2 separate regions of the Homo sapiens genome follow, and region 1 is linked to region 2. A link is an interaction called in ENCODE POLR2A ChIA-PET data of the cell type or tissue named here. Cell type or tissue: MCF 10A. All regions are shown on one strand. Links, peaks and the distances in the headings refer to the core of each region. The heading gives the core; the rest is flanking DNA. Region 1 holds the start of LOC105373746 (a long non-coding RNA gene). Region 2 has its middle 300 kb from the start of CDCA7.

What was found. ChIA-PET counts read pairs that join two places held together with the same protein. Peaks named below come from ENCODE experiments on the same cell type or tissue, not always from the same donor. Only the 100,000 strongest peaks of a DNase experiment are listed, where the experiment ranks them.
Region 1: POLR2A ChIA-PET joins it to region 2 with 5 read pairs; 1 of 35 experiments calls an interaction of 5 or more read pairs at or near these places.

Annotation. Positions count from the first base shown.
Region 1 is chr2:174,055,134-174,070,712 of GRCh38, forward strand. It overlaps LOC105373746 (a long non-coding RNA gene), which reads right to left and starts at 7,498. Exons shown (of 3, transcript XR_923589.3): 1 at 7,271-7,498; 2 at 6,785-6,901; 3 at 5,617-5,798. RefSeq lists an enhancer at 7,762-8,381. In MCF 10A, for the core only: no CTCF peak of the experiment used is centred there; a DNase peak (open chromatin) is centred at 8,758.
Region 2 is chr2:173,646,380-173,661,958 of GRCh38, forward strand. No RefSeq gene overlaps it. Among named protein-coding and RNA genes, the nearest start is that of CDCA7, 300 kb to the left of the region's middle. In MCF 10A, for the core only: no CTCF peak of the experiment used is centred there; DNase peaks (open chromatin) are centred at 6,112, 6,532 and 9,902.

The DNA.
Region 1 (15,579 bases), core at 5,325-13,324, 410 kb after region 2:
AGTTATAAAAAGAATTTGCTTCCTTTTTTTTTTTTTTTTTTTTGAGATTGAGTTTTGCTCTTGTTGCCCAGGCTGGAATGCAATCACGCGATCTCTGCTCACCGCAACATCCACCTCTCGGGTTCAAGTGATTCTCCTGACTCAGCCTCCTGAGTAGCTGGGATTACAGGCATGTGCCATCATCCCCAGCTAACTTTTTGTATTTTTAATAGAGATGGGGTTTCTCCATGTTGGTCAGGCTGGTCTTGAACCCCCGACCTCTGGTGATCCGCCTACCTCGGCCTCCCAAAGTGCTGGGATTACAAGCATGAGCCACCGCGCCCGGCAGAATTTGCTTCTTGATTCATTATGATATTTCTGCATAGTTCGGGTTGATTATGCCTATGCCAGAATCTGATCTATATGGCATAACATACAGAAGGAATAAAAGACAGGGTCCCTGTGGTAACCAGCCTCTAAGATGGCCCCAAATGATTCCTGCTTCCTGGTATTCATGACCCTGTGGAGAACTGATGTAGGTACCCAATAGGATATTTTGGAAATGACAGTGTTTGACTCCTGAGCCTGGGCCATAAAAGACCTATGGCTTTTGCCTTGCTCTTGCTTGAGTCACTCACTCTGGAGAAAGCCAGATGCCATGTTATGAGGGCTCCTGAGTGGCTCTGGGAAGTAGCTCCACCAAACAGTCCACATGGTGAGAAACTGAGTAGCTCCAGTTTTGCGGTCACGAGAGTGAGCTACCTCGGGAGTACTGTCTGCAGCTCCAGCCCGGCCCTTGGATTGCTGTGCACAGATGAGCTGCTTCCACCGACTTCTGGCTTGCAAAAACTGCTAGGTCATAAATGTTATTGTTGTTTGAAGATGTAAATCTGGGGTGACTTGTTATGCAGCACTGTATAACTAATACAGCACCTAATCTATAAGAGCTTTATAACTTCACAGGGGAGAAAAGATGGATCTGAATATGTAAAACTGTGAAATAAACCAGTATGTATGAACCATATACCAACTGTCACAAGTTCTGAGAAATGAGAGGAGGAAAGAAGGAGGCTGTACAGTTGACAAACAAGGACCCCCAATTAGGAGGTCAATATTAGAAGAAAAGGAGGTTCGAAGAAAGGCAGGACCACATCTTGGGTTCTCTCCATTTTTGTTTTTTGTTTATTTTTTTGAGACGGTCTTGCTCTGTTACCTAGGCTGGAGTGCAGTGGCATGATCTTGGCTCACTGCAGCCTCTGCTCCCGGGCTCAAGTGATCCTCCCACCTCAGCCTCCCTAGCAGCTGGGACGACAGGTGCAAACCACCATGCCTGGCAATTTTTTTTTTGTATTTTTAGTAGAGACAGGGTTTCACCATGTTGGTCAGGCTAGTCTCAAACTCCTGACCTCCTGATCCGCCCGCCTTGGCCTCCCAAAATGCTGGAATTACAGGCATAAGCCACCGTGCCCGGCCATTTCCTTTTTGAAGAAACCAAATTCTTGAGGAGTTTATGCAAATATTCTTTGCAAAATGTGAAATGCACTTGAAAATCAAGAATACATCTTTAGCTGGGCACAGTGGCACACACCTATAGTCCCAGCTACTCAGGAGACTGAGGTGGGAAGATTGCTTGAGCACAGGAGCTGGAGACTAGCCAACACAGCAAGACCCCAACTAGGCAACACAGCAAGACCCCATCTCTGAAAAAAAAAAACCCTAAAAATAAAAAAATAGATATATCTTTAAAACAACATGTAAGTCAAACAAACTACTTTTGGTAAGGAAATTCAGCCTTATAAAAGTGCAAAAAATTTACCAAAACACAAAAGTGGTTTACCAGTCTGTTACATACCATCATCTATGCTGGGTTGAGAAATTAAAGGATATTTATTTGTCAGATTGATTTAAATTAAAGAATAAAATAACTCAGTTCCTGGTGGGTTGGTTTCCACACTGGAGCAATGGAGAGACTCCTAAAATAAAGGTAAAATAAAGGATATCTATTTAGATGAGAGGAGGAAACAAACAAATAAAAGCTCCTCAACCAACCAGAGAAAATTAATCCCTCTTTCCAGTCTTCACTGTTTTTCATTTTGCTTTGCTTTGTTTCCTTAAGGAAATTTAAAACATAGTGGAAGTCACGATGGCATGGAAATGATGGCTGGGAAAGCATCCCGGTACCTTTTCATGTTGCCTGAATCTCGCTCAAGATATCAGTTTCCAATGGAATGGGGAAATCTGTGTAAACCAAATAGAATATTAAAGTACACGAACAAGCAGCCTGAAAAAAAAAGTTCAATAAAGTAAATGAACAAATATATAAAACAGATAGCCAACTTCACCAGTAAAGAAATGCAAACTAAACCACAAGGAGATTGAAATGTTAAAAATCGATTGGATTGGTAAAGACTAAAAAGGTTGATAATGCTCAGTAGTTGGGGGTCTGGGAATCGAGCACACCATGGGGTGAGGTGGGAACGTTAACTGGTACAACCATTTTATTTTATTTTATTTTATTTTGTTTTGATTTATGTATTTATGTATTTATGTATGTATGTATTTATTTTTTTAAGACAGAATCTCCCTCTGGCTCCCAGGCTGGAGTGCAGTGGCATGATCTTGGCTCATTGCAACCTCTGCCTCCCAGGTTCAAGCAATTCTCCTGCCTCAGCTTCGCAAGTAGTTGGGACTACAGGTGCGCACAACCATGCCCAACTAATTTCTGTATTTTTAGTAGAGATGGGATTTTGCCATGTTGGCCAGGCTGATCTCTAACTCCTGACCCCGAGTGATCTGCCTGTATTGGCCTCCCAAAGTGCTGGGATTACAGGCATAAGCCACTGTGCCCGGCCATGGTACAACCGTTTCAGACAGCAATTTGACACCACCCAGCAATGCATACCCTTTGATCCAGCAATTCCATTCCCAGGAATTTATCCTAAATGTGAAAGTATATGTAGAAGCTCAAGCATATTCACTGCAGCCTTTTGGGAATAATGGGAAAATTAGAAATCTCAATGTACACAAGAGAGGGCTGGCTACATAAACAAATAAATGAGAACAAACACGTGGTGCCTGCTTATTCTGTGCCAGCATTCTTCTAGGAGCTCTATGCACATGAAGTCACGTGATCTCTCAAGATCCCTTAGACTTGGTTCCTGTCTTAGGAGAGTTCAGCCTTACAAACAAATATCACTCAGCCATCAAAAAGCTCAGGAATAGGTCCAGATGTGCTGACACAAAAAATACTCATGACATGGAAGTGATAAAAGGAAGTTTCAGGGAAAGCTATGGAGCACAATCTCATTTATGATTTAAAAAGAGACTGTGCATACATGTTTATATTTATACAGAAAATGTCTGGAAAGATAAACCAGAAGGAAACAGTTAACAGAGAAATCCTCTGGAGAAAGCCAGGGAAGGGAGGAGAACCCTCCATTTTTTACCTAATATCTTTCTTTTTGGTTTTATTTTTAAAAAATAAAGCCCAGAGTCAGCCAAACTGCAAAGGCTGAGGTCACAATTCCTAACCCTGCTTTCATTTTGGACACTGACCTCAACTTTGGGGGATTCCCCCAAACTACTCTCAGATTGGATAATTCACTAGGAGGACCCGCTGAATTTATTGAAAGCTATTATACTCATGGTTTTGATTTATTATAGAGAAAAGATACAGATTAGAATTAGCCAAAGAAAGAGACACACAGGGCAGTCTGGGAGGCTTATCAAACATGAAGCTTCCATTGTCCTCTCCTGTGGAGTTAGAACACATTACCTTCCTGGCATCTGTGTGTGAGGATACACCTTGAGTACTGTCAACCAAAGAGGTACAAGCAAATTTCAGTGTCCAGAGTTTTTATTGGAGCTTCATTCTGTAGGCCTGATGGGTTTATTGATTGCCCACATGGCTGATCTCATTCTGAAAGTCAGCTGACACTACATGACCCAAATTCTCACCCTAAATCACACTGCTGGGTCTTTCTGGCATGGCCAGTATGTACCCCAGGATCCAGTGTGGTTATCTCATCCCCTAAACCAAGATACTCTTATAAGTTATGACTGAGGTTAATCCCAGAAGCTGAGGGCAAAGGCCAGATCACCCTCTGGGCAAGACCAAATGCTTCACTACACATTGTTAGAATGAAGACATGGAATAGCCATGTGGCTAATTGTTTTTCCACGTGCTGCCTGGTGCATGGGCCAGTTTCTAAGCTGTGTGTTTATGTAAGATGATTCATCTTCACTGAGACGCTCTGATCATGTGGACTTTTGTTTTGTGTTTTCTTAGATTCTGTATTTGTCTGTTTGGTATTCATTAGTCACAAGGCCAAATTAATGGCCATGATTATTTCTATTTCCTCTGCAATCCAGGTTTCCCAGATGCACAAAAATCATATTACAAACCCTCTAACCAATCATTTGAGTCCATACTCCCAAACACTTCCTTATCTCACTCTTACACACCAGCCAGTATTTCCTCTGCCCGAAATCACCCAGGGCCAGGTACCAGACAACTACAGACCACTCCTATAGCCCAGAGCCTGCCCAAATTATTTGAAATAGCCAATCCTACACTGTTTCTCCTGCCCCGCCTTGTTTTTCCCAAGGCAACCGCAATAAACGCTGTGGCCTGGGCTTTCTTCTCACCACTTCTCCTTCCTGACCTAACCTGGTGCTTCCCCATGTGGCCCTGCATGCATGATGTGCCCTCATCCCTTGGCAAATACAACTCATAAATTCTTCTTCCAATGACATGGCCTCTCCATGTCATCACTCAATCCCCTCCCTGAATTAGAATCTCCAGTAAAATTGAAACAACTTTTAAATCTCTGATCTACAGGCCTGGGTTTCAGTAGGTCAATAGTCCTTACTGCCTGGTGCAGGCCTGGGCTCATGCATACTTGTTAAATCTAATGAACAGTCTGGGTGCAGTGACTCATGCCTGTAATCCCAGCACTGTGGGAGACAGGGGAAGACAGTTTGCTTGAGCCCAGGAGTTTGAGACCAGACTGGGACACATGGCAAAACCCCATCTCTACCAAAAATACGAAAATTACTCAGGCATGGTGGCATGCGCCAGTAGTCCCAGCTACTCAGAAGGCTGACACAGGAGGATCGCTTGAGCCCAGGAGGTGAGCTGTGATGGGGGCCACTGCACTTCAGCCTGGGTGACACAGCAAGACCCTGTCTCAAAAAAAAAAAAAAATATAATAAATTTTACACTATCAGTTTTTGCTCTAGTGATGAAGGAGATAAATTATTCATCTTGCTTAATGCAATCAGTACTTGATGTGGAATCTGAAAATATGTTAAGCTACTTTCAGAAATGCTCATCAGCCTGCATATCTGCACTGTAAAAGTTCCGTCCTAACTTGTTCAGTGTTCTTTTATCACCCTCCTTTCTCCTCCTTCTTCCCCACACCCTGCCCCTAATTCATTTAGTTAAGCAAATAACCTGTATCCACTGCCAATAACTAAATCTGCCTGGATCACCTTAGAAGCTAAAACCCAGAATGAAAAAAAAAAGTTATGCTTCTTTCATTTGGGCTTGTTGCATGGTTTACTTTAGGCTCTGAGTAAGTGCTATTTTATTATTGTTTTTGCTTGTTACTATCAGGGGATTTCAGGAACTGATTTTAATATAAATGCCTTAATTGTACTCTCAGGAAAAGATATGAAAACAGAAAACCTGATAAATCAGTTGATTCTGTAACTCTCCACATTGTTGTCATCTGTGAAACTGACTTAGCAGTCCCCACGATGAGGTCTGGCCATATTCCCACATTTTCAGGGACACAAGGTGTAAAGATATGAAGGAACTGGAAAGGACAAAAAGTGTGAAAAAATATCAACAAATTTAAGCCTCCAGTGATAAATATGGGTAAAGTGCTGAAGTGATAGACGAATAAGGTTAACAAAGGCCAAGCCATAAAGGATGAGGAATATTTTGGGTTTTAATAATACAGGTGAGCTTTTACAGAAAAAAAAGTTACTGCCTCAGGCAAGAGTAACTGTTTATGGTGGGTTTCCAATAATTCTCAAAGTTTGATCCAGTTAAGAACTCAAATTCTGAACCAGAAAGTTTAAAAAACATTTTAAAGAAGAAAACCTTAAAATAGCTATTTAGGCTGGGCATAGTGGCTGATGCCTATAATCCTAGCACTTTTGGGAGGTCGAGGTGGGAGGATCACTTGAGGTCAGGAGTTTGAGACCGGCCTGGGTAACATAGCAAGACCCCCATCTCTACAAAAAAATAAAAAAATAGTTGGGCATGGTGGTGGTATGCGCCTGTAGTCCTAGCTACTTGGGAGGCTGATGCAGTAGGATCACTTGAGACCAAGAGTTTGAGGCTGCAGTGAGCCATGATTGTACTACTGTACTCCAGCCTGGGTGACAGACCATGACTTTGTCTCTAAAAAATTTTTTTAATAAAATAAGATGGTTGTTTAGAAATACTGACATTCTCTTCTCTATAGATGAGTTATTAAAACATTATTTTATTTTTAATATCCCACTTAGCCAAACTGCACTAGAAAACCAGAAGAATCTAGTTCTAGAAAACACTTTGCTTTTGTAATACTCTTCGGTATTTAACAGTACTTAACAAGCTAGTAAGGAACCATAGCTTTACAGCCAAGTGGGGGATGGGGAATTGTTTTTGCTAAGCCAGGATGAAGGTGTTAGTTATATATGCTCTTGAGCATAGCAAGTTCTGTGAACTCAGATGTATCTGGAGGCTTTTAGCCACAAGTTACAGAATATTCAACTACAAGTGACTGAAATCATGAGGGCATTTAATTCTTACACAAAAGATGACGTCTGTGGGCGGCTGCTCCAACCCGGATTGGCTAACAGTCTAGGGGCTGCTTCTCTGCCTCTCGGTTTTCCTTTCCATAGCTCCAAATACAGTCCTTCATCAAATCTATTTTCAAATAAAAAAAAAGGAATGATGTCCAGCGGGCCCTGGAATTCACCCCAAGCCCTCGCAGGAGGAGGAGGGTGAATGGATAGCTTGGCCAGGCACCGTGGCTCACGCCTGTAATCCCAGCACTTTGGGAGGCTGAGGCGGGTGGATCCCTTGAGCCCAGGAGGCAAAAGTTGCAGTGAGCAACCCCTGCACTCCAGCCAGGGCAACAGAGCAAGACCTTGTCTCAAAACATTAAAAAAAAGAGACAAAATGGATAGCTTTTCTTGTCTCCCTTTTTGTATCAGGGAGGAAAAATTTCCCTGGCAAAGCTTTGCCAAGCCTGCTCCCCAGACCCTCATACTTTCCAGGCCAGAGCTGGCTCACCTGCCTAGCCCTATCACTGGCAAAGGAGAAGTGGGATATCATGATGAATTTAGAGCCATAATGATTCATTTTCTGAAGCTGAGCACACTCGCTGTCTATGGAGCAAAATGAGATTTTGTTGGCAAGGAAAAGGGGGGTGTGGTGGGTTTGTGAGACGGCGATGGTTAAACAATCAATAGTGTTTGTGATGTCTGGAGGCATTAACAGGTGAAAGGTGGGACCCTGGTCCCAATGCCTGAGTTCATCATTACTATTCAATGAGTGCATAATAAGGAAATACATCTTCCATTTGCTATATTGTGAAATTGGATAAAGCCCTCAGTCAAACCAGATATCCTACGTGGCTTTGTAGGAGTTAAGTCACAGAATAGGCTCCTTCCTTGGAAATAAAACTTGACCAAGTCTCTTCCCTAGAAATACAGTTCTTCATTAAATCTATTTTCAAGTTTAAAGTAATGATGTCCCAAGGTCCTTGGAATTCACCCCAAAATGACGCAAATACAATAAGCCAAATGGCTGAAATCACTTACACACAACATTTGACCAAAGCAAATCAGCTTGCTCTCATGCTGTGATCAGAAGAGCAGCAAACTGGAGGCTTTGTTTGAAGCAAAAAGAACACTGAATTCTAAAGACAAGGATCCTCAGGGGGAGAAGAGAGAGATTAGTAAACAGGGTTAGTTAATCCACTCAGACAAGAGCCTCAAAAGTTCAAGGGGTGGTCTGTTGCCTGCACTTCCATGGGATTTCAAAGGATTGCAGTGAGAGGCCGGGAACCAAACACGTCACTCTCCGCAGCCGCTGTCCCATTTATATCATTGATATCAGCAGCCAGGACTGCTCTATTCTACGAAAGGGATGGAACTTTCTCGAAGAAGTGTAGTTGCCCCAAATAGAGACTGCTCAGATTTGGCGGGCCTCTTGAGAGCAAGAACTGAGGAATCTTATCACAAAAATGGGAAGATAAAAGGCAGAGCCTAATGAGAGAACACTGAAACCCTCGTATTTTTTATTCCCTGGAGCAAAGTAAAGAACAGGCATAGAGGAGTCAGAGGGCCTGGTTCTCCTAGGACTGACCCCCACTGGGAAGCGCTGTAGACCGCCCAGGTTGATAAAATGTTGTCACCCTGTGAAAGCAACACAATCCAGTAACTAAAGCGTTCATGAACGGGGGGCCCTGCAGGGTTCTGTGTTAGCTCTTGGAATCTAGGTTCAAAAAACAAAAAACAACAGGGCACGTTGAAGAGGGCTGTGTCAAAATTTCTCCTTTCCCTTCACACCCACGCCTTCCACACCCACTCTGCTGATGGCGTTCACTCCAATTTCATTGAGAAAATGGAAGCTACACATCTAGCCCTGCCTTCCCTCCTATTTACTGGAAGCATTCCTGCTTCTACCAACTGTCAGTCCCTCCACCTATGCTCCAGTTCTCATCCCCTGTAGCTTCTTAAGGACTGGGTCTCTTTCGTCACCCCTCTCCCTCTTGCTTCATCAGCCTCCAGCTCTCCTCCTCTCGGGAACATTCCCCTCAACATCCAGACATGCCCCGGCACGCTCCGTTGCTAAAAAATCTACAGCCAGCCAACCAACCAACCAACCAACCAACCAACCAACCAACAAAAAAACCTCTTTGCTTCCCATCTCCCCCATTTCCATTTCTCTTGTCCCCTTTCTGGCAAAACTTCTCAAAAGAGTAATCTGAACTTGCTTTCAAATTAAACAGAACTTGTCCAGCAGCACCTTTTTTTTTTTTTTTTTTTTTTTTTTTTAGAGTCAGAGTCTTGCTCTGTCACTCGGGCTGAAAAGCAGTGGCACAATCATCACATCCAGCTAATTTTTAGTTTTTATTTTTTGATAGAGACAGTCTTGCAATGTTACCCAGGCTGATCTTGAACTCCTGGCCTCAAGTGATACTCCCATCTTGGCCTCTCAACGTGCTGGATTTTTTTTTTCTTGTTTTCTTTTTCTTTTTTTTTTTGTTGAGATGGAGTCTTGCTCTGTCGCCCAGGCTGGAGTGCGGTGGCGTGATCTCGGCTCACTGCAAGCTCCGCCTCCCGGCTTCACGCCATTCTCCTGCCTCAGCCTCCCGAGTAGCTGGGACTACAGGCGCCTGCCACCTCACCTGGCTCATTTTTGTATTTTTAGTGGAGATGGTGTTTCACCATGTTGGCCAGTCTGGTCTCAAACTCCTGACCTCAGGTGATCCGCCCGCCTCAGCCTCCCAAAGTGCTGGGATTATAGGCGTGAGCCACCGTGCCCCACCCTCAAGCAGAACATCTTTCATCTTCATTTTTTTCAACTGCTCAGCAACATTTGCTGTCTTCTTGAAACCGTTTCTGTCTCCCAGCTGCTCTGACACTAGCCTCTCTGGGTTTGCTCCTCTCTCATTGGCTTCTTCTTCTTCTTCTTCTTTTTTTTTTTTTTTTAGACAAGATCTCGCTCTGTTGCCCAGGCTGCAGTGCAGTGGCACCATTTCTGCTCACTGCAACCTCTGCCTCTTGAGTTCAAGGGATCCTCCCACCTCAGCCTCCTGAGTAGCTGGGATTACAGCTGTGCACCAGCACGCCTGGCTAATTTTTGTACTTTTAGTAGAAATGGGGTTTCACCATGTTGGCCAGGCTGGTCTTGAACTCCTGGCCTCAAGTGATCTGCCTGCCTCAGCCTCCCAAAGTGCTGGGATTACAGGCATGGGCCACCGCGCCCGGCCTCGGCAGTTTTTTTGCTGCGATTTGCTGGCCCCTCCTCTTTCCAGAGACCTTTTGCATCAGGCTCATTTCTGGGCCTTCTCCTCTTTCTGTTCTCACCTGTCTAAGGTGAGCTATTCTGGCCCTCAGGTTTTAAGTAATATCCATATAGTAATGATTCTAAATTTATATACCTGCTTCCTCAAACTTTCCTCTGAGCTTCCAATTGAGACACAACAATTGGTCTTGGTATCTACCCAGTCTGATATCTACCCAAGAGTGTTTAATGGCCATCTCCAACCTATCCTCAAGACATTGAATTGGGTTGTTCGTTTTCTTATTTTTGAGTTTTAAGTTCTTTGCATATTTTGGATAACAGTCCAGAAATGTTCTTTATCAGATATGTCCTTTGCAAATATTTTCTCCCAGTCTGTAGCTTGTCTTCTCATTCTCTTGACAGTTTTTCACAGAGAAGTTTTTAATTCTAATGCAGGCCAGCTTATCAATTCTTTCTTTTGTGGATCATGTCTTTGGTGTTGTATCTAGAAAAAGTCATCGCCAAACCCAAGCTCATCTAGGTTTTCTCCTGTGTTATCTTCTAGGAGTTTTATAGTTTTGGGTTTTACCTTTAGGTCTATGATTCATTTTGAGTTAATTTTTGTAAAAAGAGTAAGGTCTGTATGTCAAGATTTAGTTTTTTGCATGTGAATGTCCAGTTGTTCCAGCACTATTTGTTGAAAAGGCTATCTCTGCTCCATTTTATTGCCTTTGCTCCTTTGTCAAAAATCAGTTGACTACATTTATGTGGGTCTTTTTCTGGGCTCTCCATTTTGTTCTATTGATTTTTTTTTTAATCTATTTTTTCACCAGCACCACACTTTCTTGGATTACTGTAGCTTTATAGTAAGTTTTTTTTTTTTCTTTTTTTTTGAGACTGAGTTTCACTCTTATTGCCCAGGCTGGAGTGTAATGGCATGATCTCAGCTCACTGCCACCTCTGCCTCCCAGGTTCAAGTGATTCTCCTGTCTCAGCCTCCTGAGTAGCTGGGATTACAGGCATGCGCCACCATGCCCATCTGATTTTGTATTTTTAGCAGAGGCGGGGTTTCTCCATGTTGGTCAGGCTGGTCTGGAACTCTTGACCTCAGGTGATCCATCCACCTCGACCTCCCAAAGTGCTGGGATTACAGGCGATTACAGGTGTGAGCCACTGCACTCAGCCTTTTTTTTTTTTTTTGAGACACAGTCTCACTCTGTTGCCCAGGCTGGAGTGCCATGGTACAATCTCTGCTCACTGCAACCTCTGCCTCCTGGGTTCAAGCAATCCTCCTACCTCAGCCTCCAGAGTAGCTGGGATTACAGGCACTCACCACCACACCCAGCTAAATTTTATATTTTTAGTAGAGATGGAGTTTCACCATGTTGGCCAGGCTGGTCTCAAACTCCTGGTCTCAAGTGATCCACCCACCTTGGCCTCCCAAAGTGCTGGGATTATAGGCGTGAGACACAGCCCCTGGCTGCTTTATGGTAAGTCTTGAAGTCAGGTAGTGTCATCTACATTCAAAACAGTTTCTTGATTCCCGCCTCCGCACACACTCTCACACCTGTTTGACTCCCAAGTCTTTCCCATCTCAGTCAATGGCACCACCATGCATCCACGTGCTTAGGCTAAAAACCTACAAATCATTCTTGATTCTTTCCTTCCCAACTTGCATCCAGCCCATCAATATGTCTTCTCAATCCTTCCTCCAGCGAACAGTGCAAATCAGGTTGCATCTTTCTGTTTCTACTAAGTTCGAGAGTGAATCTCGTTGGTACTACTATAACTGTTGTACCTTTTGTCCTCTACAATGGAACAGGCGTGAGTGACCACACTCAGCCCGAGTGGGTTTTTTATGACATGTTGAAATCAGATGGGGATGAAGCTTCAGTGTAAGTCTCTTAGGAGAAAAGTAAAGCCCTGCACTGTCCAATTCAGTAGCCTCAAGCCATATGACGTCACTGAGCACTGGAAACGTGGCCAGTTTGAATCCAGATGTGTTGTAAGAATAAAATATACTCTAGGTTTTAAAAACTTTGTATGAAAGTAAGTATTCTAAAATCTTATTAATAATTTTAGGTTGATTACATGTTAAAATGACGACATTTTGGACATATTGAGTTAAATAAATCATTAATATGAATTTTGTTTCTTTTCAAAAATGTGGTTTTGCTGGGCATGGTGGCTTATGCCTGTAGTCCCAGCTACCGGGGAGGCTGAGGCAGGAGAATGGCGTGAACCCGGGAGGCGGAGCTTGCAGTGAGCCCAGGTGGCACCACTGGACTCCAGCCTGGGCGACGCAGCGAGACTCCGTCACAAAAAAAAAAAAAAAAAAAAAAAAAAAAAGCCAAAGCCAAAAATGCGGTTGCTAGGAACGTTTAAATTACATGTATGTGCCCCGTTAAGGGTCTATCAGGCCATGCTGCCCTGGACAGTCATGGCTGTAGGCTGCAGTTCTCTGGCCCCTGACCTCCCTGCTTCCCGCTCCCCCAGCCTCTCCTCCTCCTCTCCTCTGTACGTCAGCCAGCACCTCAGCTTCGTCCTCACAGGGGACTCTCACGGCTGGAAAGACTTGGTAAGATGGCAGAGGGGTTCGGAAGCCAGGTTATTTTTCAAAGTCTAGCTCTCATGTTCAAAACCCTCTAATGGCTATTTCAGTTAGAGTAAAATCCCAGTTCTTTATCATACATGCAAGGTCCTGCCTGACCCCCTCTCTCATTGTGCTTCAGGCTCTTTCCTGTCTCACAGCCTCTACGTTTGCTGGTCCTCCTGCCTGGGAGGCTCCCACCACACTTGCTTTGACGGCTGGATCATTTCCACTTAAGTCTTGGCTTAAATGAATTATCATTTAACTTAAATAAGTTATCAAATATGATGTAATAATTCTAGATGTATTTTTACATTGCTTTCAAATCTTCAGTTCTTTAAGAGGAAATTACATAACAAGATGTATAGGATGATCCAATTAATATGTAGATGTATACATATTTGTAAATATATTGATAACTATTTAGAAGGATACATACCAGTTAACTGAGGTTACCTCTGGGGTCACACTCTATTGTTCTGCAAGGTAGTTTTTCACAAAGCAGTGTGATTAAGAAATCTCTCTATGCCAGCTCATATAAGATGTACTTTATTCTATTTTTTTTTTTTTTTTTTTTTTTTTTTTTTTTTTGAGATGGAGTCTTGCTTTGTCACCCAGGTTGGAGTGCAGTGGCGTGATCTCGGCTCACTGGAACCTCCATCTCCTGGATTCATGCAATTCTTCTGCCACAGCCTCCCGAGTAGCTGGGATGATAGGCATGCACCACCACGCCTGGCTAATTTTTGTATTTTTAGTAGAGACAGGGTTTCACCATATTGGTCAGGCTGGTTTTGAACTCCTGACTTCAAGTGATCCACCCACCTCAGCCTCCCAAAGTGCTGGGATTACAGGTGTTAGCCACCACACCCAGCCAAGGATGTACTTTATTCTTTTAATGGCTGACAGTATTCTTTTGTATGGATGTATTACAGTACATGTCACCATTTTCCTGTATTGATGCACATTTAAATAGTTTCCAATTGTTTTTGCTACTACAATTGAATCTTACTATAACTGATATGTATTTCAATTCTTTGGATCATAGAAAATAATTTACCTTCTCTTCTACAGGAGCCAGTTCTTTATTATAGTTTGAAATAATATTATAGTATGAAATAATATACCCTGTTCAATTGTGAAATGTGGTCATTCTAAGCATGAACAATTTTTTTGTGTGCACTTTATATGTTGATATAATTTCTAGTCAACATCTTTAAAATTTTACTGAACATATGCAGTTTATGAAGCCTCAATATTCTCATTTCTTTAGGATGAGTACTTCTTTATGATTTTTCTGGTACTAATAATTTGGAGAAGAGAGAGTAAGGTTAAAAAAAAAAGAGAGAACCACAAGGATGTTTGTTTTCTCATCTCTACTTACCCTTAATCGTTTACTTTTTTTTAAAAAGAAACTGCTTCTGAGTGTACTAGGCAGGATTCAATGGGAAAATCATGAATTGCTGAAAATTTTCAAGCTTATTTGATCAAAACTGATGGAATCTTCATTGTACTCACCCAACCTTGTTTTATTCATTAAGGCCAATATGAATCATTCAATGCAAAGAATGCTATACTGTACTGGTTTTAAAATTATGGACAATCTTTTTTTTTTTTACAGAGGAAATAATTAGCTCTGCAATTTTGGTTAGGTAATTTATCTGTATCTGTACAAGAAAATGAATAATGGCAGAGAAAACCAGAGACGTACGCTGTAGCCAGATCATCAGCTGTTAAGCTGAGATGTTTGGACTTCCTGACTCTTTTTCTTTTTTTTCTTGGTTGTCCAAGACCCCCTAAAGCACTTCAGTAACACTGTGTTCAATAGAATTTTGTGGCTACTCTGAAAGTCTAATCACAATTTTCTGTGAGAAAATTAATTCCAACTTACAAATAACTAATTTATAAATTAATTTTTGGCAGTTTATTATTTCACTACTGGTCATTGTGGTTAGTATTATTTAATCTAGCTATGTGACTTCAGGTAAGCCACTTAATCTTCCGCCTTCTCAGTAACTTCTTTCATAGTAGATGAGTTAAGCAAGATACTCTCAAACGACATTTTCAGTCTGAAAATTCAGTGATTTACCTGAAATCCTGACGTGTTATTAGCAAGATGTCAACACTTACCACTCAATACCCAAATTTCCTTTCAGAGTATTCTTTAGCAACGTTAAAATATTAACATTTCTTCCTCAGGGTAGGTAAAGTAACAGAAAAACATGCTCCGTAATTTCCTTGTGTGTTATATATAAAGATTGGGCCTGTTAATGGTGCTTCCTTTTAGGTGATGTTAAAAAGAACTGTACGGGAATTGGCATTTCTTGAGCGGCTTATATCTGGAATTCTCCTCAGTCCTTTGATACTAGGCCATTTAATCCACACATTAGCGTTATCTTCATTATACATAGGAAGAATATAAGGCCGGAAGAGTTAACTCACACAAGATGACATCTAAGTGGCGGAAGTGGAATCTGATTCCAGATCTGATCAAAAGCTCTTTCCACTCTATAAAGCTGTGTTCATAACACAACAGGAGTTATAAACTCCAAATATAGTATAACGGAAACGAGTACAGAAAACGTGTCTACGTATTTGCTAGGGTAAAAAGCTAAGCTGTTACGATGGAAATATGGTAGCTCAAATACAGTAGCTTAAAGAACACTCAAATTCATTTTTCTTTTTCTTTCATGTACCAGCCCCAAGGTAAGCAGCCAAGTTACTGGGTAGCTCTGCTCCCCACAGTCATTCAGGGACCCAAGTTGCTGCCATGCTGCTCCACTGTCCCCTGGGTGTTGTCCCCGTATGCATTATTAATGACATGTGCTCTTCCAGAGCATGTGAGGGGAGCATGCATCCAGGTGTGTAAGACCTATCTCTGGAATCAGCCTGCATCACTTTGTTCATATTCCACCGATGAGAACTTAGTCATGTGGCCTTCATCTGGCTGCAAGGAAGCCGGGAAACAGTCTACAGCAGGACAGCCACGCACCCCTCTGTA
Region 2 (15,579 bases), core at 2,564-10,563:
GTAGGCATGGGTGGGGAACAAAAGAAGGCCAGCAATGAGGACGAAGTAGTGTGAAGACAGAGTTTCTCTGGGTCAGAGGTCTACCCCAAGTGGCAGATTTTCCAAAGATAGAGGTATACACATATATAAAACTCCAACATATTTTTCTTAAAATGAGGCAGTGACATTCCTCTATCAACAAGTGGGGTCTATGTTGTCTCCTCTTGAACCTGGATGGAACTTTGTAACTACTGCAACCAACAGATTGCAACGGAAGTGATGCTGTCTCTGTCTCTCAGTGGATTTGTCTTTGTCCAGTCACATCTTTTAAGGCCACATTCAAGTTTCATCTCTTCCATGAGCCCTTCCCCACCATCCTGTCTCAAATGAACTCTGCTCCTGTGTGTGCTGCTGATTGCACAAATGTGGCACTGAGAGAGAGAGAAAGAGAGAGAGAGACTGCAGAGAGAGATACCTGAAGGGCACTATCTTTTGAACCCTGTTCGAGTCTTCCACACTATGAGGCAGAGACATCCTCACTGTGCCCTACCCTGAACAGAAGAATCCATGAGCATAAGGAATGGTTGTTTTATGCCATTTACTGAGTTTTGGGGTAATTTGTTCTGAAGCCATCATACCTGTAATATCTCATCTCTTGATTCTAAATCCATTAAGCACATCTTGCCCTTCGGCAGTCCCTATTCCAGTATTTGGCAAAGTTTTTCTATAAAGGACCACAGAGTAAATATTTCAGGCTTTGCACCTGCTCTGCCATTGTAGTGTGAAAGCAGCCGGAGACAATACCTAAACTAATAAGTCTAGTTGTGTTCCAATAAAACTTTATTTACAAAAACAGGGAGCCAGCTGAGTTTGGCTTGGGGGCCTAGTTTGATGACCTCCATCCTATACTTAGGGTCATCAGTAGTAAGCCTCATGATCATAGTTATACCAGGTTAGTCCTGCAGGCTGCATCAGAAAGACAGGGATGGAACGTAAGAGCCAAGTCCAGGACTGAGTCGCAGGTGCCAGAGTGAATGAAAGGTCTGAGATGACACATTTCCCACCCTCCACCCACTGAGCAACCCCAACCGTTCCCGCCACCACAGTAGTTAGGTCTTCAGAGCCATCCTAAGAAAGAATCCTTCTTCCTTCTATTTTACTTTATTCCTAATTGCCCCATATTGACCGTGTTCAGCACTGTAATCCTGAGGGTTTTCCTATAGACTCAAAGCATCACTGATTTGTAAAACCCAGTTCCCTGTCTCTAAGTGCTCAGAATTCATTTCAGAAACCAAAAAGGTACTCTTCACCCATGATACATGGAACTCAAGGATGGGTAAGAATGCATCCCATAGTCCAATTCCTATTCCTTGAAATGCCATCAACTGTGAGCTGCAAAAAAAGGGACAAGTAGACAGGAGAGTACAATGGGGCTGCGCTTTTGTTCCTGCCTCCTGAGAGCTGGGTAGCTGCTGTTGGGTCCTTGATATCTTTAAGTGCTGGTTTTGCAATGCTGGTGAAGTATGCAGTACTGAGTTCACAAGTTCACATCACAGAATACGCAGACCAAGAGGCCTTAATGAGAGACAGAAGGACTATAAGCTAGCCAGAAAACTTGCCTCTCCTTCCTCCTGGTTTTACAGGATTCTCTAATAAGGGGATAACTTGGAGAAAAAGGAAAGAAACTCAACTAAATGTAACAGCAGGAGTCCTTCAGCAATCTTCTAAGCAGCTTCCTGAGAAGGCCTCCAGCCATTCAGCGGAGCCCAAAGGCTTAATGAGAGCAGCCTTATTGCAGGGCCTGTACACAGCAGCCTGGAGGCTGGTTTCCCATCGGTCTTTGCCCTCCATACATCAGCTGGCCACGCAGAGAAAGCAGGACGGGGAGGGATTCTCGGTGACTGTTCACAGCCCTGACGCAGCTGTTATTTTAGGAGATGTATAGATCCAGTTTGCCTTATATAATGGGGTCACTGGAATGTAGGTGGTACAGGGTGCTAAGAAAATGAACTTGCAATTTCATTTCTAAGATAAATGGGGAGTAAGAATAGACTTACAAAGAAAGCTTCTATTTCATCAGTGTAGGAAAACATGGCAATCCCAAGCACAGATTGGTTAAAGGGAAGGGTCTTCACCCTTAGAAGGTACACAAATGCCTATCAGCCTGACCTAAAGCGCTCTCGTGCATTGGGTCAGAAGTTTGGCAAGCTTAAACAGCGTAAGTAGAACCGGTTTGGGAATCTTTGAATGAGGAAGACTGTTTCTTCCTCTCCTACTTGTCCCCTAAATCGTGACAACTTTGTGAGGGAGCAGGACAGCAATCGCAGTGAACTGTCACCTCAGGTCTCAGAGGGACTGATACATTCTTTCAGAAAGCACTTGATAAGATGGCTGTTTGTAGGAGAGTTGGCTTGACCCTTCTGGGAAAACTGTGTAAAAGAATTGCTTTGATTTATAAAAGGTAGCAGACTGGATTTCTGTTCTGCAGTCCCACAGCTAGACTTTACACAGAATCAGACTGTAGTTTCCAATGCAGAGGGATGCATTTGTGCCAGTCAGGGAACACTAACAGGTGATCTGGAGAACTTCACCTGGGTCCTGGGGCAGCCATGGCCTGGCCGGGTCAAGCAGGACAGGGTCAAGCCATTGACTATCCCTCAGTCTTCTCCTCTGCAAAATGGGTCTAATAAACCACCAGAGATCACCCAGCTGTTACGAGCTCCAAATGAGATCACATATGGGAAGGTACATGGTAAACTTGGGAGTGCTTTGCAAAGTTATTATTTTCATGACATTCTATATAACTGTAAGCAAAATTCAAAGGGAGGAGAGAGAAAAAGAAAATAGAGATGATCTGGTGACGAAGTGTTTTTATTATTAAACATTTAGAGAGTGCTTTATATTTTCAGAGAGCATAGCAGTCTTTTTTTCTTGAGTTCCTTTGACAGGTTAACATCACACTCACTGACCTTGGAATAATTACCAGCTCCAAAATATGGCAGAAAGGGGAAATGATTAGAAAGGTAGTAGTGTGGCTGTTTCATTTCTGCATACCCACAAACATTAGCCATCAAGAAATTGCTTTATTTTCCATGAGACATCTAAACTGAAGACAGCATAAAATGGAGCCCAAGACCAAATTTCAGCTGTAAACTATAGTTATTTCTCTTCTCTTTACCACAAAATCAGGCTAGAAACTTAAAATTCAATATTTACAAAACCTATGAACCGAAGTCCTGATTTTCCTAAGTGGTGCAGAAAAAATAGATTCCTGAGATTTGTTCTGGAAAAGCCAGATAGGCCTTCTGAGGCTCAACCCTGTGCCCTAATCAGAGCTACGTGCTTGAAGTGTGCTGGTCAAAGGGAGATAGGTCAGCTCTGATCCCTTAAAGCAAACTGACGCTGAAATCTCTGATATCTTAAAAACAAACAAAGCTTTGGCAGTTCTTTTTATTACTAGAGATGGAGGCTTAAATGAAGGGCCGGGGTGTACATATTTTAAGGGAGTAAAACAAAAACAAAATAAAACATTTCAGTGGGCGATGCAAACATCAAGCCAAAATTCTGTTCTGCATTTGGGGCAAAGAGAAGTGAAAGGACCTCATGTTCAAAGTTTGGTTTTGGCTTGAGCCGAGTTGTGGCAAAACTGGGGCGGTTGTGCCTTTTCCTCCTCTCCTGGACTGGATTCAGAGGGCAAGGCAGAAGCCTGGTCCTTTTCTAGGAAGGACATGGACAAAGATGCTCACAGTGGTGGCAGGCCAGGGTGCAGGGAGGAAGGGGACCGAGGGATGCCCAGGAGTAGCAGAAGAGCCTCCCTGTGGAGGGCAGTGGCTGCCCCGCTCCAGAAAGGAGGTCTAGCTAATACCAAATTTAAAGTTTTTCTTTTCTAATTGTAAATCTCATACATAAACACCAGTCCATTTTACTAGGTATCATTGCGTGTTGGAGGATTGACAAATGTCGACTGGGAGTAGTGGCTCGCACCTGTAATGTTAACACTTCGGGAGGCTGAGACCAGGGGATCACTTGAGGCCAGGATTTTGAGACCAGCCTGGGCAACATAGTATACTCCATCTCTACAAAAAAAAAAAAAAAAAAAAAAAAAAAAAAAAAAAGACAGTCATATATTGGTTCGCTCTTGCAGACCCAGCTACTCAGAAGGCTGAGGCAGGAGGATCGCTTGAAACCAAGAGGTCGAGGCTGCAGTGAGCTAGGATCATGCCACTGTACTCCAGTCTGGGTGACAAAGTGAGACCCTGTCTCAAAAAAAAGAAGGAAAAAAAAACTTATTTTAAAAAAAGAGAATTGTTATATGTTAGCAGTGCTTTGGTAAGTCAAGGGGAAAAAGCCTTAGAGAAAAATAACGACATATCTTTGTGTAGCAGAGAAGGGCTTAGGATACAGAACAAGGGTAGGAAACATAAAAAGCACAGAGTTGAAAGAAACCCCAGGGAACATCTTACGGCTTCTCTCACCTTGCCCCCAATACGGATAGGAAAACAGGCCCAGAGAGGTTGGTTCATCCGCTTCCCACAATTTGATGAAAAAATTCCCTTTGGTTATTTATATACTTGGGCTGGAATTTCCCTGCCAACACCTATTGCTCCCTTCTCCTCCAACAATATTTTGGGAATTCTCATTCTATTATCCCCCCAAACTGCTCATATATGTTGACTGAAAGGTAGATCAAAGCCATAAGCATCCAAACCACAACAGTCGTTCATCGGGATGACGCAGACGCTTATTAAAGATTGTGCTGAGGGTTTTTTCTCCAAATTTCCTCAGACCCTCGCCATCCTAACAGGCTCTTACTTGTAAAGCTTTCAGTGGTGGCCCTTGACATTTTCTCAGTTGCTCGGTCTGCCTACAGTCTTTAGAAAGATGTATTCATTGCCTCACACCATAAGCTAAATGAACATTTATTCAGTGCTTGGTGTAGGTGCCAAGCATTGTTCTAGACACTGGTACATGGATAGGACAATCAGACACGACCTTACTCGCATGAGGCTTACACTAGAGGCTTGTTGCACCTCCAACTTCGAGGACAGTTCTCCATGAAATAACACAGTCTTCAGTTTCCGCCAACCCCTTAATGTCCATTAGCCCCCAGAAATCTAGCCCACAGAGATAAATAATTCTGTTTCATTCAAGCTCTGTTCATTCTTCCTACTCTCTCCTTTCATTTTTAATCAATCCTTCTTTGCATCCTCCAGCTCCTACACCCCCAAACAGGTAGTGCCCCTCAAGTGCACATAATATTGTAAACCTTTAAAAATTCCCTTTCCTGTTTAGCATCCAGATGCCAATGCAAAAGGAAATTCACTGAACTGAGGATTGCCAAATGCGGACAACCTGGAAGTATTTTGGGGTTTTTGTTGTGTTGTGTTTTTTAGGCTCAAGGGTACATGTGCTTGTTTGTTACATGGCTATATTGCATACTAGCAGGGATTGAGCTTCTAGTGTACTCATTACCCACATAGTGAACACTATATCTGATAGGTAATTTTTCAACTCTCACTCTCTCCCACCTCCCCCCTTTTGGAGGCTTCAGTGTCTATTATTTCCATCTTTATGTCCATGTGTCCATTGTTCAGCTCTTGCTTATAAGTGAGAACATGCAGTATTTAGTTTTCTATTTCTGATTTAGTTCACCTAAGACAATGGCCTACAGCTCCATCCATGCTGCTGCAAAGGACATGCTTTTTTTCTTTTTTATGGCAGCATACTATTCTGTGGCATATATGTACCACATTTTCTTTACTGGAAGTATTTTTGCAAGTTAGGTCTCTACTACACCAAGGTGCTTCATCATTCAGAAAACACAGAGTGAGTTAAGGATCCGTTAAGGGAAACGAGGAAAATCTGAGAAGCCAGTTTAATTGATACTTTAAAGTTGAGAATTACCATGTATGGGTTGCCCCCTGCATTCCTCCCCACACCACCCCTATCCTCCTGCAGAACCCCAAAGTGACAAGAAGGAACATGAATTTGGTGTCAAAGGCAAAAAACCAGGAGGCTCACCCCCAAGGCTGCTTCACCCCTTTCAGGCCTTGACATGGAGGGAAAACAAAAGCTGCCACCATACCAAACCTTTCCAGACTCATCCTAATGGAATCTGCTTGAGTCATGGAAACATATTACAAAGGCTTGCCAACACCAGGGCCTTGTGTAAATCTACAATTGCAACTAGTATTGGGATTGGAGCACCCACAAGTCAGTTAGGACCATCTAAGTCCATAGATTAACCATGCCACTTGTTTGCAACTTTTTGCATTTACAAAAAGAAGAAATGATCGCAGGAAATGAACCCAGCAAATGTATCCTCTGGAGACATGTACCTCTCTCTGGGACATGCCTAAAGTTTTCTTTGACAGTAATAAATGTCAGAAATTGTTATTGAAACAAAGGCAGCTGGTTTACAATTGTGATAAATAAGTTCCCAAATTGGCAAGAATCTCTACGCATGTGTAAAAAGGCAACTTTTCCCGGCCCAAGTGACTCACCAAGGCCCTCCAGGCATTATCTAGACTTACTTTATTCTTTGCAAACACATTGAGACTGCCGTACCCCTTCTGTGCTTGCTCATTTTTTTCTGAGTCATAGCATGAGCTGACAATAGAAGCATGTCAAACAAAACCTCCACATTAAAGCAACGTTGTCTGAAGGGTGTGCCTGTGCCCTCTCAGGCCCTGGCAATGGAGATGCGTATGTATCTACCCCACTTAAAAAATAAAAACTATCCACTTTCATTGTTTTTTAGCAAATGTATGAATAGAAGGGTCATTTTCCGCGTTGATTTCTTTTAACTCCATGTGTTTAAGAAGGATAAAATGCACATTAGGAGGACGGAAAAGCACAGCCGCCACAATATCCCAGCTTTGCGGGTCCTATTCAACTCTTTCTTTTCCCCTTCAGTGAGCTTTGCATAAAGCTTACCCAAACCCACATGGATTTCTATAACATCCAAAAAGAATGACAATGAGTGATGTGATGTAGGTGGAAACTGCCTGAAGAAACCTAAATTGTAACAGGAAAAAAAATTGACATTTTAGATTTTAAATGTTACACAGTTTTTATAAAGCTTCAGTCAATTTATTTTATTTATTCTAATGAAGAGCATTACAACTGCTTTACTGCACTGAAGCAAGCATCGATCACATCATTAATCACACCTTGTGAATAGCCACAAATCAAGTTCTAACAGCAAGCACTGAATCAGGAGCAATGAAGCATAAACTCCTTCACAATTTATGATCTCTCCAATTGCATCTTTTCAACCATTAAATTGCAAGATACCATAAATTTTTATCTTCTTCACTTCAGTCACATTATTGATTCTGCCGTGTGAAATATAGAAGCGCCGTAAATCTCGGCTATTGAATTAAATTTAAAGTCTCGACTTCAGAAAAGAAACCCAACACACTGCCATGGCTGTTAATTTACACTGAGGAACAAATGATAGAAACATTAAAATTTAAATGGACAACAGGGATTTCTAAAAGCCATAGTACTGTCAATCCTAGTCCTTGTCAACCTTGAGGGCTTTTAAAAAATTATTCAAATTTTAAAAAAGAAAAAAATTAAAAATTTTAAAAGTGGAAGGTAGGTAGATTATTCATAGGAAAAAGTAATAGGGAAATTATTCCATGGGAATGGCTGCCAAGACTAGATACTTTAAAGGCAGGAAAGTGGCAGTGTCCCCCACCTCACTCCCCATGCCATGGGACAGTTCCAAAGGAACCCATGTGTCTCACATTCCACTCAGGACACCTCTGGATACAGTGGTGGTCCCACGGAGGCACTGACAGTCCCTAGACAGCTGTGCTCATTGCCCCACTTGCCATCTTGACTTCTGATCCATTTGCTGCCCTGCCGTCTCTCTCCTGCCACCCGGAAGCTGCCTTTGCAGTCTGCCTTGCTGAAGCCTCTTTGCTCTCTGGCTTTCGGTTGGGTGTGGCCAATAGGAAGCACTGGCAGAATGGCGAACGGCAGGGTGGGAGAGGGCTGGGAATGTTCGTTCCCACTCCTTCCCTGCTTTCACGTCAGGGTTTGGCAGGGGTTGGATCCTTCTCTGACTGCAGCTCCAAGTGTGGCGGTGGGGGTGGGAGGCTACTCCTTTTTGGCTCAAGTTCTCACCATCCTCCGGTAACAGCACTCCCCTCCTTTGCCCTTCCAGGACTGGGGTTAGTAAAGGCTTCTCCCTGTTACTCTTCTATAGGTGCCTCAGCCTCCTTGAAGGTCCTTTTAACCTTGCCCATAACTCTGCAAAATGTCCCTTCATTAAATACTCTTCAGCTGGATGTCTGAATGGCATTCTGCTTCCTGTTAAGATGTTGACTGATGCAGAACATGTCAGGGCACAGAGAAGATCCTAAGAGCTCCAGAAAGAGCTGACAGCAGCCAGGCCCTGCAGTAAAAGCCAGAGATACCACACCCCAAAGTGGCGAAAATCTAAGTAAACCTAAACTATATTCAGATCAAGAAATGCCCATTATGTTTTGGCAGATAGCTGTCCCTGGTATTATAAAGGACATGTATGGCACCCAGAAGTGAGACAAACGGGATCGCAACAAGTGGTCTTTTTCATAAGCCACCAGGCAAGCTGAGATCTTTTAGCCACAGAGAATAAAGGAGAGGTTGCTGAGTAAAGGCTGAGTTAGAGGAGAAAATAGGGGCTTGCCTCGGGCACATGCCATTCTAACATAGACAGAGGCAATTGCTAACTCGCTGTGGTGACCAGGGCTGGTTGGAACTCAGCAGACATAAGCAGAACCCCAGCCTGTTCTTGCAGGATCTCAGACAACCCTGTGGTGTGTGAATTGTGATCTGAGGATGCCCAGACTGGCTTCTAGCCTTACCTACTTCTAAGACGCATGAATTTTCTATGTCCTCCAAGTTTCCTTCTGGGGGTTAAGAGAGCTAAAACACAAGATAATGCTATATTATCAGTTTCAGGGTCCAACAAACACTCCAACTCCCCACAAAGGACCAAGGGCTTCTGGAAATGAATATACCAATTTCTCCAACCTAATGACAATGTTAAGAGATAAAGAGATAGAGTCTTTGCCAGAGGTCAGGATATCCCTGACAGCCAGCAAAGACTTTCTGGGACCAACTTCAGGTTCAACCTTCCCCTACAGGTTCCAGGCAGGTCCAGGCTGAACAGGATTTCTGGAATCAATCTTAATTTGATTGAAATCCACATGAGAGGTGGAAGAGCAGAGATCTACATCTCCATCACCTTCAGTATGAATGAAGAACATTCACCTTCTATGTGTGTTCTAGACCAGAGATTCCTGCCCCAGAGTGACTGAACTCCCTTGGACTATCACAGTAATGCCACAAACTACTCAGATGACTTCTGACATCCAGAATAAACAACTAACGGTCTCTCATGGTTCACAGGCCCTTCCCAAAGCTTCTGTTTGGTAAAATATTAATACATTTACATGGCCCAAAATTCAAACAATACAAAAGAGGATAAGGTAAAAAGAAGTCTTTTTCCCATTTCATCACTCAACCATCCAGTTTCCTTTCCCAGAGGCAACAAATACTAGTAGTTTATCTATTGATCGATCTATCTATCTAGATAGGTATGTGCATGGATATACATACATATATAGTCCATTTATATATAGTTTCTATCTACTTGCCAAATATATGTTCATATGCATATATGCTTTCAGAAACTCCATATACAAACAAATGCATACATGTGTGCACATATATATATATATGCATATATTTTTCCCATTCCTTTACACATATGGTAGGATATTACACACAAAGGTGCACCTAGCTTTTTTCATTTAACAATGTTGTGAAGTCTGTTTCATATTATTGCATAAAAAGCTTCTTTGCCACTCTTCCAGGCTGTAGAGTAGTTATGTAAGATGGACCACAATTTGCTGATACATTCCACTGTTGATTGACATTTGGGTTGTTTCCAATCTCTTGCTATTACAAACAACTGTTTTGTAATGATCTTATACATATGTCATTTCACAAATGCTACAGAGAGATTTTAAATTGACCCAACTTTTCAAAAAATCAGATTTCACATAAAAATGGACTTGAGGTTTTTCTCGAAAAAGGAAAGATCTAGCAGCAGTGAACTCCTGCTCTCACATGGCAACAGCTAGCTGTAGCTGAGCAGTAGATGTCCCTTTGGAAGACTTAGTGCTGTCCAGTTTGCCTCCATACACTTTTGCATAGTCCGCTGGCCCCTATGGGCATTTGAAATCCTGCCTACCTCAGAGTGTGATAAGGATTGAATGACATAATGAATGAAGGTAAAATATCCACATGGTACTTGGCACCTTCTGAGTGGTGGAGACACTGTAAGGGAAATGAGATGTCGGTTCAATGACTATTCCCTTCCATTCCCTTTCCCGTCAGTCTACACATTTTTGGTTCTTCAACTTCTTTCTAACCTTACTGGAAAGTAAGCTTCATGAAAACATAGACTTTATTTTGTTCACCACCATGGCCCCAGCACCTAGAAGAGCAAAGGTCACATAAAATGAAAGGGTAAATGAATGAATGAATAGAATGAGATAAGAGCACGTCAAGAAATAAAATTTATTAGGCTCTTCCCACCTGTTTCTTGATATTTTTATGCTTTCATTCATTTCCTATACTTTTCCATTTATTTGCCAAATCCAAGCTGTTTCATTTATAAATATTTTTCCAAGTTTGTTAGTATTTACCTTCTATTCCTTATCTTTGAATTACCTTTTCTTTTCTGTCCACTAATTCTGTTGCTTTCAACTGTTTCAACCTTACAGTTTCGAACCACAAGGAATCCGATTATTTTTTGTATGTGCTCCTCAAATCCATAAATCTAATTTTAAATTCAAAAACAAACAGCTCTACTTTCTTTGAAATGTATAACCCTATAAAATATTCACATTAGTCTAAATTATATGATTAATGTGGCATCTTCCCCATGAACACTTAAACAATTTAGATACATGACTTGAGACTGTTGCTATGTGACACAAGTTCCACCTTAGAAAATTGGATGAACAATGTTACCTGATAAATGAAATTTTAAAATAAAAACCAAAGAGGTTACCAGTTCACAGTTACTTCCCAGCATGGTTTGGTAAAGAATCAATGGATTGGCTGGGTGCAGTGGCTCACACCTGTAATCTCAGCACTTTGGGAGGCCGAGGCGGGCGGATCACGAGGTCAGGAGATCAAGACCATCCTGGCCAACACAGTGAAACCCCGTCTCTACAAAAAAAATACAAAAAATTAGCCAGGCATGGTGGCAGGCGCCTGTAGTCCCAGCTACTCAGGAGGCTGAGGCAGGAGAATGGCATGAACCTGGGAGGCCAAGCTTGCAGTGAGCCGAGATCACGCCACTGCACTCCAGACTGGGTGACAGAGCTAGACTCCGTCTCAAAAAAAAAATAATCAATGGATCATCATGGTCGCTGGGAGCTTCGAAGTTTACAAAATGCTCATCCCATGCCACCCTGGCTCATTTGCTCATAGCTACAACTCATGAGGGAGTGGGTCGGTAGGCTGGAGATGGTTTGATTTACTGAAACTCATCCAATTTATCTTCAGGTAAAAGAGGGAGTTGCTGGGGGAGAGACACGGGGACCTCACAACTTGAGGATAGGAAGAACAGCTCCACTCCAGGAGGAACCGGAAGTAAGGCTGCAGCGTCATAGGAAACAGAGACATCGGCTCCACTGACCCCTCAGCTAGGCCACAGCCTCTCATCTTGGCTTCTCTCTGTGCTTCTGTTTCTCACATCTTGACCTGCAGTGGAGCTTTCTTTGGTTCTCCCTACACATGGTAGAAAATGGCTGCCCTACAGCTCCTGGGTTTCCTCACCTTCCTTCAGGTGGTTACAAAGATGAACCAGAGCCTCTAGGCCCCAATTCCAAACGCTGAACAGAGACATACGGATAGGCCCATCTTGGGCCAGATGTCCGTCTCAATCTGACAGACAACATGGGAGAATAACGCTACTAAACACATTTTATTCTTTTATTTTCCAATTACATTAACAAAGGGCAGCTTGCTGGAGGTTTGATTGTGAGTTACAGAAACCACTCAGAAAATGTTGAGCAAAAAGAGGGAATCACCGGGGGGAGGCCTGGTATCTTGGCTCAAGGACAAGCAGTATGACTCCACCGAACATTTGTTCTGAGTGACTCACCCCCTGTGAAACAGCAGACTGCATGGCCATGCAGCCCTCCCTGCTTGGAAGGTGGATCTTTGAGAAGTGAGGCTATGGCTGGGCAAGCATCCCCAAAGGCATTGGTCCTAAGCAACTGATATTATTTTGCCCTTTTTATAAGTTTATTCTAACTAGGTGACTTTCCCAGGGCTACACGGGTAGCAAGTAGACTTCTGACCTAGACCTGCTCCACCCAAACAGACTCTTAATTTCACCTCATTCCCTCTTCTATTGCTTGGCACACTATAGGCACTCGGTACACAGAATTTTCCAGAACAGAGAACAGATAAAATGCTTACAGGTTGCTTGTTACATTGTACATTCTCTAATGTGATGTTCATCCACTTAGAAAGCACTAAGTTTTGGTAGTAGCTGAATTACAAGGCTTTTAGTTCCTTCCAAATAAAAGCACATCCTCACCATCACTGTACTTTTTATATAACTTTTCTATTGTAATTCCTGGAATTCCCTGAGCTCCAGAGTGCCAAATTGACACTCACTTTCCAGGAATTATCAAATTTTTAGGGATTGACTATTATTCTCCATTCCTCTTCCATCAAGGTATATGAATAATTCTCCAAAAATGTGCTCCCCCTTCCATTTTACTTTTAATAAACGTAATTGAATCAGTCCTGGGCTGGAGCATCTGGCCTTGGATTGCCGTGGAGTTTTTTTTTTTTTTTTCTTTTTTTGGTCCAGAGGGCACATTTCTTGTTCTAGGGTCAATGAAATAATCAAAACCTAGTCCCTGGGGAGGAAATTTTATGGTTCTCATTTATTTGATCCACAATCTACTAAACTCCATGCCATAGTCAATCAGCTGTTAAATAAAGAAGGAACGCACAGCTAGTTTGCTCTAGAAAAGGCAAAATCCACTGGATCCTGGGCTGGTTAAGTTAGAAACAGGTTGATTATACTTAAGTTGGGGGCCGATAGGGCTTCAGTGAAAATGCCTGGTAGTTGGAAGCTCACTCATTTATTTTGCCCACAAACAGAAACTGCCTTTTGAAATGAAAAGATGAATCCTAGTTAACCGGGTTTCCATCCCAGGCAATGGTCTAGATTGACAGGCTCAGATTGTCAGAAAAGAACAGCAGGGAGGTAATGAAGGGACAGCACTTTAGAAGCGACGGGCCGAGGCTCACAGAGAGCTAGCGTTTGTTCAGAGGCGCCCAGCACTGCCCTGTGGCCACCCAGGGCCATCTCCTCAGTGACCCACCCCTCTCAGCCCTCACATTGCTGGGCTGGCCCATCAATTGATCTCTAATGCCTGCCTTGGCTAATGTAATTGGAATGTCAAAGAATAAAATGTGGTTAGTTACGCGTTATTCTCCCTCTCATAAAACTCACCCTTGGACAGAGGGAATCAGCCTTTGATGAGGACTGTTACAGGCTTCCAGAGAGCACTTACTTTCTATGCATTCTCCAGGAGACATGTAAAGCGCTGGAGAATCCTAGTTGAGTATGAATTTAAATGAGTGGTACAAGGGCCAGCAGGTTCTCAGACAACGGTGTGACTGGAGGCTCTAAGAATTTTCTGCCAGTCCATAGCAACAGTCACCACCCAAAGAACCCTACATCCTTTCCTTCCCACCAGGCCTCACCACTTGCATGGTGATGGAAATCGGAAGGAGGGACCTTCTTTCCAGGGTTTGACTGGACAACAGTCTGCCTTCCCCTGGCACTGCTGGTCACCAAGTGACTAACAAACCAGAGCCGTAGGGTGCACTCCTATCAGTACTTTATAGATTCCAGAAGGGCATAAATTGTGTCCATTTTCTTACTGCTGCAGAGCTAGGGCCTATCTCAGTGCCTGGCACACGATAGGTCCTAATGTTTGTTGAGTCATTAGTGGGTCCATAGCATTTCAAAGGAAAACACTCTGAAGAGTGATCTAAGATAGAGTGACAGTTGTGATATGGGTGTTTATAGATACTACCTCTGAGGTGGGAAGATGGAAGAAAGACACCTTAGTTTTGCTGGATTTTATTTTTTATTTATGATGCTATCATCACTGTGTTGGGCTGTGACACAGAACAGAGGCTGACATTGGGGAAACCTGGGGCTAAGCAGATGAGTCTGAGGTAGAGTGGAAAAATGAAAAGAAATGGCAAGATTTTAGAAACATCCAAATTATGGGCCAAGCAGCCAATGATTCTCCCTTAGCAATGTGACCTCCCTCTAGTCTTCCAGCCAAGCCCCATCTGGAACATACCTCATGGAGTTGAAAGCTGTCGTTGGAAAGAGCCAAAGAGGGGACTCCACAGAGCCAGAGCCACAGCTGCCCCTGGCAAGCCCTGGGCAGCAGGACACCAAGGTACCTGCAGGTATGAGGCCTCAGGTTCAAGCAGAGCTAGACACAGAAAGTGTTTGTGTGGGAGCCCCTCCTCTGCCACTGAGAGGGGTGGACTCCAAACTCAAGAGCAGGAGGCCTGCCCCACTTCGACTCAGCCACAGGCTTCTTTTGTGTGTATCGTTAGAGCTATTTGCTATTAGAAAACCCACTGAAATACTCTAAATTCATCTTTCTTCCAAAGTGGATATAGCCTCATGCAAAGGATAATTTGAGCATGAACTGGTTCTTCTGTTTAGTTGAAGCTGTTTCTGGAAATCGCCAAAGTTGGAGTGGGCTGCCAGCCTGTCCAAAGGAATCCTCCTACCCAGGCTAAACAAACAGCCTCAAAAAATACCCTGAGAGGCAGCAGCCATCTAGTAACATGTAATAGAGAGGGGCTTGGTCCAGTGGGAAGTGGAGAGCAACAAGAGAGAATGGAACTCCCAGCCGCAATGAAGATTTGCAGAGTGAAAGCTGCCTTCAACGTATCATGAAGCCGGCGCACCATGAGGAACACTTTCAAAAGTCAGTAATAAATATCTCAAATGCACATATTTTATTGCACCTTTAAAATGCATACAAAAGTGCATTTGATTCGTTTTAAATACAATTATTTTAACTCTTTTTTAACGCCAGGATTAAGCCAATTCTACTCCATAAGGCTTTTGATACCAAAAAAAAAAAAAAAAAAAAAAAGAGAATCGTGTGGGAGATTCGACAACCAAGTGAAAAAGGTTTCCTGTTAACTGATTATATTGCCCAATTTTAAATTATCTTTAGATTCAGTCACTTACCTGGAAGGCCCAGACACTTGCAGATGCAAAATAGATTTCATACAGTTCAGGAGGAGAGTCTGGGGGAGTATTCTGGGCTGTCAGGAGACAATCCAGTAATGAGCAAAAAGTCTTCAATAAAGACAAACAGAATAAAAGGGCTGTGTTAAAATTACTGCAGCCTTGCATAATAGCTGAGCTGCAAAGATACTACAGAAATGGTAATGAGTACAACAATGCTGTGAACTTGGGGTGTTTTTATTTAAAAGATTTTAATTAACCAGAAAATGAGC